Regions from separate parts of the Homo sapiens genome. Here region 2 is linked to region 1. Evidence: chromatin loops called from intact Hi-C (ENCODE). Cell type or tissue: PC-3. All regions are shown on one strand.

Evidence for each region. Hi-C counts contacts between places; a loop is a spot of excess contacts. Peaks named below come from ENCODE experiments on the same cell type or tissue, not always from the same donor. Only the 100,000 strongest peaks of a DNase experiment are listed, where the experiment ranks them.
Region 2: it touches region 1 in a loop (2.8-fold over the local background); 3 of 110 quality-filtered maps call a loop at or near these places.

Annotation. Positions count from the first base shown.
Region 1 is chr16:24,902,421-24,907,420 of GRCh38, forward strand. SLC5A11 (solute carrier family 5 member 11) reads left to right here. Exons shown (of 17, transcript NM_001352248.3): 12 at 4,237-4,344; 13 at 4,605-4,755. Among named protein-coding and RNA genes, the nearest start is that of SLC5A11, 59 kb to the left of the region's middle. RefSeq lists an enhancer at 4,029-4,529. In PC-3, no CTCF peak of the experiment used is centred here; no DNase peak of the experiment used is centred here.
Region 2 is chr16:25,046,540-25,051,539 of GRCh38, forward strand. No RefSeq gene overlaps it. Among named protein-coding and RNA genes, the nearest start is that of LINC02175, 18 kb to the right of the region's middle. RefSeq lists a silencer at 2,989-3,283. In PC-3, no CTCF peak of the experiment used is centred here; DNase peaks (open chromatin) are centred at 2,212, 3,342 and 3,972; H3K4me3 peaks cover 1,781 bases; H3K27ac peaks cover 3,839 bases.

The DNA.
Region 1 (5,000 bases):
ATGTAGCTGATTCTAAAACTTGACTCTTGTTTATGCAAATTATGCCTGAAGACCTGGGTTGATATATGGAAGATCAATAACAAGACCTTGACCATCTGTCTTAACAACCAATCAGCCAATCAAGTCTTTTTTTTTTTTTTTTTTGAGACGGTGTTTTGCTCATGTTGCCCAGGCTGGAGTGCAATGGTGCGATCTCCACTCACTGCAACCTCTGCCTCCTGGGTTGAAGCGATTCTCCTGCCTCAGCCTCCTGGGATTACAGGCATGCGCCACCAACCCCGGTTAATTTCATATTTTTAGTAGAGATGGGGTTTCTCCGTGTTGGTCAGGCTGGTCTCAAACTCTTGACCTCAGGTGATCTGCCCATCTCGGCCTCCCAAAGTGTCGGAATTACAGGCGTGGGCCACCGTGTCCAGCCAACAGTCATTATTAAATGAGACATAACACCATGTTCCATGAACCTAGGACTTTGTAATGTAGCAGATGAGTCTCATACTCATGGAAAAATAACATAAACTATATATTGAAATACTCTATCATATGATACAAGCAAGAGGTGCAAAATAAATTTTAGAGAGTAAGGTGAATTAGAGAGAGTGAAGTGGGCATTGTGTATTTGAAGTCTCTCTCCCTTCTCTGGAGGCCCAGACCAGTGCTTTTCAGAGTGTGGTCCCCAGCCCAGCAGTGGCTCCTGGGAACTTGTTAGAAGTGCAAACTTTCAGTCCCGATTCAAAACCTTCTGAATCAGAATCCCTGGAGGGACATCTGTTTTTTTTTTTTCTCTTATTATTTTTAACTAATTATTTTAATACAAATTGTACATACTTATAAGGTGCAGTGTGATATTTTGATACATTATACAATGTGTAATGACCACATCAGTGTAATTAGCTTATCTATCACCTCAAATATTTATCATTTCTTTGTGTTGGGGGCAATCAAAATCCACTCTCGACTATTTGAAAATGTACAATAAATTGTTGTGAATTATAGTCACCCTATAGTGCTATAGAACACTACACATTATTCCTCCTGTCTAGCTGTACTTTTCTATCCATTTACCAACCTTTGGCTACCCTCCTCCCCACTACCCTTCCCAGCCTCTAGAAACCACTATCCTACTGTCTACTTCCATGAGCTCAACTTTTCAAGCTTCCACATATGAGTGAGAGTATGCAGTATTTATCTTTCTGTGCCTGGCTTATTTCACTTAACATAATATTCTCCAAGTTCATCCACGTTGCCATGAATGAATATGAAAAAGAATTTCATTCTTTTTTATGGCTAAATAGTAGTCCACTCTGTATGTATATGTACCACATTTTCTTTACCCATTCATCTGTTGACAGACACTGAGGTTGATTCCATATGTTGGCTATTGTGAAGAGTGTTGCAATAAATGGGGTGCAGGTATCCATTTGCTATATTGATTCCAATTGCTTTGGATATGTATTAATCCATTTTCACACTGCTATGAAGATATTACCTGAGACTGGGTAATTTATAAAGGAAAGAGGTTTAATTGATTCACAGTTCCACATGGTTGGAGAGGCCTCAGGAAACTTACAGTCATGGTGGAAGGCGAAGGGGAAGCAAGGACCTTCTTCACATGGTGGCAGGAGAGAGAAGTCCAAGCTCAGAAAATGCCAGACGTTTATAAAACCATCAGATCTCATGAGAACTCACTCACTATCATGAGTACACAAGGGGGAACCACCCCCATGATCCGATCACCTCCCTCCCTCGACATGGGGGGATTACAGTTCCCTCCCTTGACATGTGGAGATTACAATTGGAGATGAGATTTGGGTGGGGACACAGAGCCAAGCCATATCAGGATATATGCCCAGTAGCAAAATTGCTGGATCATATGGTAGTTCTATTTTCAGTTTTTTGAGGAACCTCCATAGTTTTCCATACTAGCTGTAGTAATTTACATCTCCACCAACAATGTATAAGAGTTTCCCCTTCTTCACATCTTCACCAGCATTTATTATGTTTTGTCTTTTTGATGATCCCCATTCTAACTAGGGTGAGATGATATCTCATGAGGTTTTGATTTGCATTTCCTTGATGATTAGTGATGTTAAGCATTTTTTCCTGTCTGTGCCAGCCACCTATTTTTTTAACAAGTCCACTAGAAGGTTGAGAACCCCAGGTCTAAAGGGCCAGTTTCAGGGCCAAGCACTCTGCCTCCCTATTTGCACTTCTCTCTCCACCACGGCTCCACTGGCTCCCTCCTAAATCTTCAACGGAGTCCACAGCTGCCTAAAAGTATTTTCTGATCCTGAGTTCTTGTGAGCCTGGAAAAAAACCCTCTTCTGCTAAGTCCATCTGAGAAATGGCACATATTTTTATTTTTTCATTAAACTTTAAGTTCTGGGATACATGTGCAGAACGTGCAGCTTTGTTACATAGGTATACATGTGCCATGGTGGTTTGCTGCACCAATCAACCTGTCATCTAGGTTTTAAGCTCCACGTGCATTAGGTATTTGTCCTAATGCTCTCCCTCCCCTTGCCCTCCACCCCCCGACAGGCCCCAGTGTGTGATGTTCCCCTCCTTGTGTCCATGTGTTCTTATTGTTCAACTCCCACTTATGAGTGAGAACATGTGGTGTTTGGTTTTCTGTTCCTGTGTTAGTTTGCTGGGAATGATGGTTTCCAGCTTCATCCATGAGAAATGGCACATATTTTTAAATAAACTATATGGAAATTAAGAGAGAAGCAAAACAACCCTCAAAACACAATCCCAGCACTTTGGGAAGCCAAGGCGGGAGGAACACTTGAGGCCAGGAGGTCAAGACCAGCCTGGGCAACATGATGGAACCCCGTCTCTACTAAAAATACAAAAAAAAAAAAAAAAAAAAAAAAAAACCTGGGTGTGGTGGCACGCCTATAATACCAGCTACAGGCTAGGAGGCTTAGGCAGGAGAATCGCTTGAACCTGGAAGAGGAAGTTGCAGTGAGCCGAGATTGTGCCACGCACTCCAGTCTGGGCGACAGAGTGAGACTCCATCTCAAGAAAAAATAAAAATAAAAATAAAAAAATTAATTAAAGAAAAAGAAATTAGCTGGGTGTGATGGTACATGCCTGTAATTCCAGCTACTTGGGAGGCTGGAGCCTGTGAGGCTAGGGTTGCAGTGAGCCAAGATGGCACCACTGAACTCCAGCCTGGGCGACAGAGCAAGACCCCATCTCAAAAACACGCGCGCGCGCGCACACACACACACACACACACACACACACACACACACACACACAGAGTTTAGAAATGCAGTATTTACAGAGCCAATCTTCTCTACCTGAGCTTTGAAATAAACTAAGGGTTTGCCTCCTGGCCATAATACTTACTAGCAATATAATCTGGAGAAACTAACCTCTGGGCCTCAGTTTATCTGTCTTTGAAATAGGGATAATAACAGTATCTTCCCCCATAGAGTTGTGAAAATTAAATGAGGTGTATGTACAAAGCTTACTGCAGCTCCTGAGTCATAGTAAACCTTCAGTTAATGTTGGGTTTGTGGAAGAAGAAGGTTTTGTGCTATGTTTGGATTTAACTGGGCTAGAGGCATCTTATTTCAGGCATCAGAGGGTGTGAAGCATTCTGACAAGAGAATCTACGTATAGGAAATGATTCATTAACCAGGACAGGTGAGCAGATGTTACTGAACAGTGAGTTAATGATCATGGACGGATCACTTGAGGTCAGGAGTTCGAGACCAGCCTGGCCAACATGGCAAAACCCCATCTCTACTAAAAATACAAAAATTAGCCGGGCATGGTGGTGGGTGCCTGTAATCCCAGCTTCTCGGGAGGCTGAGGCAGGAGAATCACTTGAACCTGGGAAGCAGAGGTTGCAGTGAGCTGAGATCGTGCCACTGCCCTCCAGCCTGGGCGACAGAGCAAGAGGCTCCGTCTCAAAAAAAAAAAAAAAAAAGACATTATTGTAAGATTGGCCACTAGGTGTCCCAGCTTCATCTGGGTTACGATAACAATAGCTGAATTTTTTCCAGCACTTCCTATAAAGTCGTGTTATTATCCTAGTTTTACAAATAGGGCAACTCGTCTCAGAAAGCGTAAGTAACAAGGTCACAGCTTATAAAGTCTAGACTCTTTTTTATTTCATTGAGCTATAAACTTCCATATGATAAGCCTGTGTCCGGCCCCATGTTGCCTGGGCCTGGGGCTCTGGGGGCCTGACTGCTCACCTCTGGGCCTGTGTTTCCTTCGTAGATCAAGTGGCCTGTGCAGATCCAGAGATCTGCCAGAAGATCTGCAGCAACCCCTCAGGCTGTTCGGACATCGCGTATCCCAAACTCGTGCTGGAACTCCTGCCCACAGGTAATGTCCCTTCACTCCTGAATCAAGTCCCCTGGAGCACCCAGAAAGGAGATCACCGGATGGGCTCTGATCCAAGGCAGGGTCAAGAAAGGAGGGCTGGTGGGGGAGGAAGACTCTGGGCTCCCCAAGAAAGGCTACGTCCTGCAGGAAGCTCTGCCCCGCCGTCCTCCCTGAGGTTCTGCCTCCTCCAGTTGAGCCCACTGGGATCGGCTGCTTTGGCAGAAAAGGACCGAGGCCCATGACCTCCCTTCCGCCCCCAGGGCTCCGTGGGCTGATGATGGCTGTGATGGTGGCGGCTCTCATGTCCTCCCTCACCTCCATCTTTAACAGTGCCAGCACCATCTTCACCATGGACCTCTGGAATCACCTCCGGCCTCGGGCATCTGAGAAGGAGCTCATGATTGTGGGCAGGTAAGTCCCCACTGGGTGGGGCTGGGGCAGGGGGAAGAGAGAGCTGAGCCCACCCAGAGGCAAAGTCCAGGTTCAGCCAGCAACCTATCCAGGCTGAAGAGCATTAGGACTCCATGTGCAAGACATTCATTCATTCAGGAGATGCTGAACGAGCACCTACTGTGTACCAGGCACAGGGCACATAACCATGAAAGGGCTCAGTTCTTGCCTTCATGGAGCCAGGGAAGGAGGAGAATAAGCAAATA
Region 2 (5,000 bases), 140 kb after region 1:
TCACTACAACCTCAGCCTCCCAGGCTCAAGCAATTCTCCTGCCTCAGCCTCCCAAGTAGTTGGGACTATAGGCATGCACCATCACACTCGGCTAATTTTTCTATTTTTAGTAGAGACGGGGTTTCACTATGTTGGCCAGGCTGGTCTTGAACTCCTGACCTCAGGCGATCCTCCCACCTCGGCCTCCCAAAGTGCTGGGATTACAGGCATGAGCCACTGCGCCCAGCCTGGAATATTTTTATCAGATATATATATGTTGTAAATACACACACACACACATATATACATGAAACATATATATATATGAAAATGTAAAATACCATTTGCAATAGCATCAGGCCAGGCACGGTGGCTCATACCTGTAATCCCAGCACTTTGGGAGGCCAAGGTGGGAGGATCCCTTGAGCCCAGGACTTTGAGCAACATAGGCAACATAGTGAGACCTTGTCTCTACAAGAAAGTGAACCAAATTAGCTGGGTATGGTGGCGAGTACCTGTAGTCACAGCTACTTGGGAGGCTGAGGTGAGAGGATAGCTTGAGACTGGGAGGGTTGAAGCTGCAGTGATCTGTGATCATACCACTGCACTCCAGCCTGGGTGACAGAGAGATCCTGTCCCAAAAAAAGAAAAAAGGAAAAACAGCATAAAAACAGTAGCATCAAAAATCATTAGAATAACTCTAATGAAAGACATGAAAACACCTTTACCAGAAAAGTATTGTGAGAGAATACTTTTACTCTCTCACTAAAATATTGGTGAGAGAAATTAATAAATACTTAAATAAGGAAGAGGTTACTTTGTTCATATATTAGAAGACCTGATATTAAGATGTCTGTTCTCCCCAAATTGATCTATGGAGTCAATGCAATCCCAGTTAAAATCCTATTTGTTTTTTTTTTTGAAGAAACTAACAAGTTGATTCTAAAATTTATATGGAAATGCAAAATATCTAGAATAGCAAAAAAAAAAAAAAAAGAGCAAAGTTGGAGAACTTAAACTGCTAATTTTTTATACCACTTAATTTTAAGACTTACTATAAAGCTACACTAATCAAAACATTGGTCTTGACATCACAATAGACAAATATATCAGTGAAACTGAGTCCAGAAATAGACCTGCATACGTACTGTCAGTTGATTTTTGCCCAGAGCGAGTAAGTCAATTTTCTGGTGGAAGGAAGGAAAGTCATTTAATTTCTTTTTTTTTTTTTTAAGAGAGGGTCTTCCTCTGTCGCCCAAGATGGAATGCAGTGGTATGATCATGGCTCACTGCAGCCCCAGCCTCCTGAGCTCAAGTGATCCTCCCACCTCAGCCTCCCAAGTAGCTGGGAATGCAGGTGTGTACTTCCATGTCCAGCTAATGTTTTGTTGTTTTTTGTTTGTAGAGACAGGGTCTCACTGTGTTGCCCAGGTTGGTCTCGAACTCCTGGGCTCAAGCAGTACTCACACCTCAGCCTCCCAAAGTATTGGGATTGTAGGTGTGAGCCACTGCCCAGCCAGGAAATTATTTTTAATGAATAATTCTAGATCAACTGGATATTCACATGAGGAAAGAAATTAACCTTCACCCCATCTCATGCCATACACACAAATTAGTTGGTAATTGTTCATAAACCTAAACATAAAAGCTAGAATCGTAAATCTTACACATGAAAACATGGGAGAATATCTTTGCAACCATGGGGTGGGCAGATATTTTGTGAGTAGAACACAAAATGCACTTACTACAAAGGAAAAATAAATACATTAAGAAAATGTACAGGCAAACCATATAATATTTGCAATACGTGGTAAGGGTTTTATTCTTTTCCCAAAGTACTTTGGTATTACTCAGGTCTGTGGCATCTTGCATGATATTCTGTATTTACTGGCTTTTTGTTGAGTTAGATACAGAACATTGATCCAAGAGAATTTTCTGATTGGGTTTCCCCATTTCTTTTACCTTCGTGTGAATGTTGCTCCCTTTGCCATTTATGCTTTGCCCAATATTCAGTGACTGCTTACAACAGAGACAGATTTTAGATCATATTATTCTTTGTAAAGTAAAGAGACATTAGATGAAAGCAAAAGGCAACACGGGCAGTCTCCTCTGGAAGGGAATTGCAGCCTATATGAGTCTTCCTGGTTATTGAGGATTGAGGCTCAGCTTTTTAGGTGACTCAGCATTTAAGTCCTGGCACATTAACTATATACTAGCCACAGACCTGAAAGGAGGAAGGGAGACGAAGCCTAGCTCTGTTTCAGTACAGCGTCTTTTGCCCTTAAGACTGCTTCCTGGCCAGGCGTGGTGACTCATGCCTGTAATCCCAGCACTTTGAGAGGCTGAGGCGGGCGGATCACTTGAGGTCGGGAGTTCGTGACCAGCCTGGGCAACACGGTGAAACCCCGTCTTTACTAAAAATACAAAAATTAGCCGGGCATGGTGGTGGGTGCCTGTAATCCCAGCTACTATTTAAGTCCTGGCACATTAGCTGTATACTAGCAACAGCCCTGAAAGGAGGAAGGGAGACGAAGCCTAGCTCTGTTTCAGTACAGCGTCTTTTGCCCTTAAGACTTTGCTTCCTGGCCAGGCGTGGTGACTCATGCCTGTAATCCCAGCACTTTGGGAGGCTGAGGCGGGCGGATCACTTGAGGCCAGGAGTTTGTGACCAGCCTGGGCAACACGGTGAAAACCCGTCTCTACTAAAAGTACAAAAATTAGCCGGGCATGGTGGTGGGTGCCTGTAATCCCAGCTACTCGGGAGGCTGAGGCACGAGCATCAGTTGAACCCCGGAGATGGAGGTTGCAGTGAGCCAAGATCATGCCACTGCACTCCAGCCTGGGCGACAGAATGAGAGTCTGTCTCAAAAAAAAAAAAAAAAAAAAAAGATTTTGCTTCCTGCCTTCCGTTTATAAACCAATAATAAAACCAACAGGAAATAGAAACTAAAAATGAAACTAAAAGGTATAAAAGAACAATAGAATTAAAGTTGGAGGTAGTGCCATATCTTACAGACCACAAGCAGCATGCAGTTGAAATTCTAAATCTGAGATTTTAATGCTGAACATAGTTGAATTTTGCAATCTCAAATACATGTACAGTGATGCCTTCGGGTAACAGCTGCCCGCATATATGGTGGTGGCGGTCCCACGGGAATTTTTCAGCTCTATTATCTTATCACCTAGTGACGTAGCTGTCCTAATGTCTTAGCACGGTACATCACTCATGAGCTTATGTGGATGCTGGTGTAAACAAACCTACCGTGCAGCCTGTCCTATAAAAGTGTAACACATACAATTATGTACAATACATGAAACTTGATCATGATAAAAAACTGTGTTAACGGTTTATGTATTTACTATGCTGTACTTTTTATTGTTATTTTAGAATAACAACTTGCTGACTCACCCAGAGCAACTACTTATTAACAAAAAGTTAACTGTAAAAGCCCTCAGGCAGGTCCTTCAGGAAATATTCCAGAAGAAGAAATCATTATCTTGGGAGATGTCAGCTCCATTCATGTTATTGCCCCTGGAGACCTTCCAGGGGAACAAGATGTAGAGGTGGTGGAGAGTGATATTGATGGTGCTGACTCTGTGTAGGCCTAGGATAATGTATGTGATTGTGTCTTAGTTTTTTTTTTCTTTTTTTTTTCTTTTTTTGAGACAGAGTCTGGAGTGTAGTGGCACGATCTTAGTTCACTGCAACCTCCACCTTCCAGGTTCAAGCGATTCTTCTGCCTCAGCCTCCTGAGTAGCTGGGATTACAGGCATGTGCCACCATGCCTGGCTAATTTTTTGTGTTTTTAGAAGAGACGGGGTTTCACCATGTTGTCCAGGAAGGTCTCGAACTCCTGACCTTGTGATCTGCCCACCTCAGCCTCCCAAAGTCCTGAGATTACAGGCGTGAGCCACTGTGCCTGGCTAGCATACACTGCTTTTAAAGTTTACACAGTGTAATGTCCTGCGTCTTCACACTCACTCACCCCTCACTCACTGACTCACCCAGGGCAACTTCCAGCCCTGTAAACTCCATTCAGTGCAGGTGTCCTATAGAGGTGGATCATTTTTAGCCTTTTATACTGTATTTGTAGTGTACTTTTTCTATGTTTAGCTGTGTTTAGATACACAAATACTTAACATTGTGTTACAGTTGCCTTCATTATTCAATACAGTAATGTGCTGTAGAGATTTGTAGCCCAGGAGCAATAGGCTATACCATGTAGCCTGGGTGTGTAGTGGGCTGTACCATCTAGGTTTCCGTAAGTGCTCTCTGTGCTGTCTGTACAACGAAATCACCTAAGAATGCATTTCTCAGAATGCATCCCCATTGTTAAGCAACACATGACTTTATGCGCACAAACAGATACACACACGTACACATACGCATATCATTTAAACAACTCAAGTGTTATGAGGGATAAAACAAATGTTCAGGGGTAGGAACATCTAAATCCAGGTGGGTATGTTTCAAAACCCACATTATGGCTCACGTCTCTAATCCCAGCACTTTGGGAAGCGGCAGTGGATGGATTCAACACCAGCCTGGGCAACAAGATGAAACCCCATCTCTACAAAAAATACAAAAATTAGCTGGGTGTGGTGGTGTGTGCCTGTAGTCCCAGCTACTTGGGAGGCTGAGGTGGGAGAGACACCTGAGCCCAGGGAGGTTGAGGGTGCAGTGAGCTGTGATCACACCACTGCACTCTAGCCTGGGCAACACAGTGAGATCCTGTCTCAAAAAAAAAAAAAAAAAAGAAAAGAAAAGAAAAGAAAAGAAAAAAAAGGAAGGAAAACATACATTAAACCTTCAGTTACCTAGTTAATAGAATTAAGTTCCGCAGCTGAGGAAACTGCCTCAACCTAGATCTATAAAGCTGAGTCTGCCTTGTAGGGTCCTACGAGGTTTGTGTGTGTTCATATTTGTCAAGCATTTGGAATAATGCCTGGCACATAGTAAGCACACGGTGTCACTTAAAGAAGTAAATGAGGCTCCAGCTTGATCCTTATAAGCTGGGTGA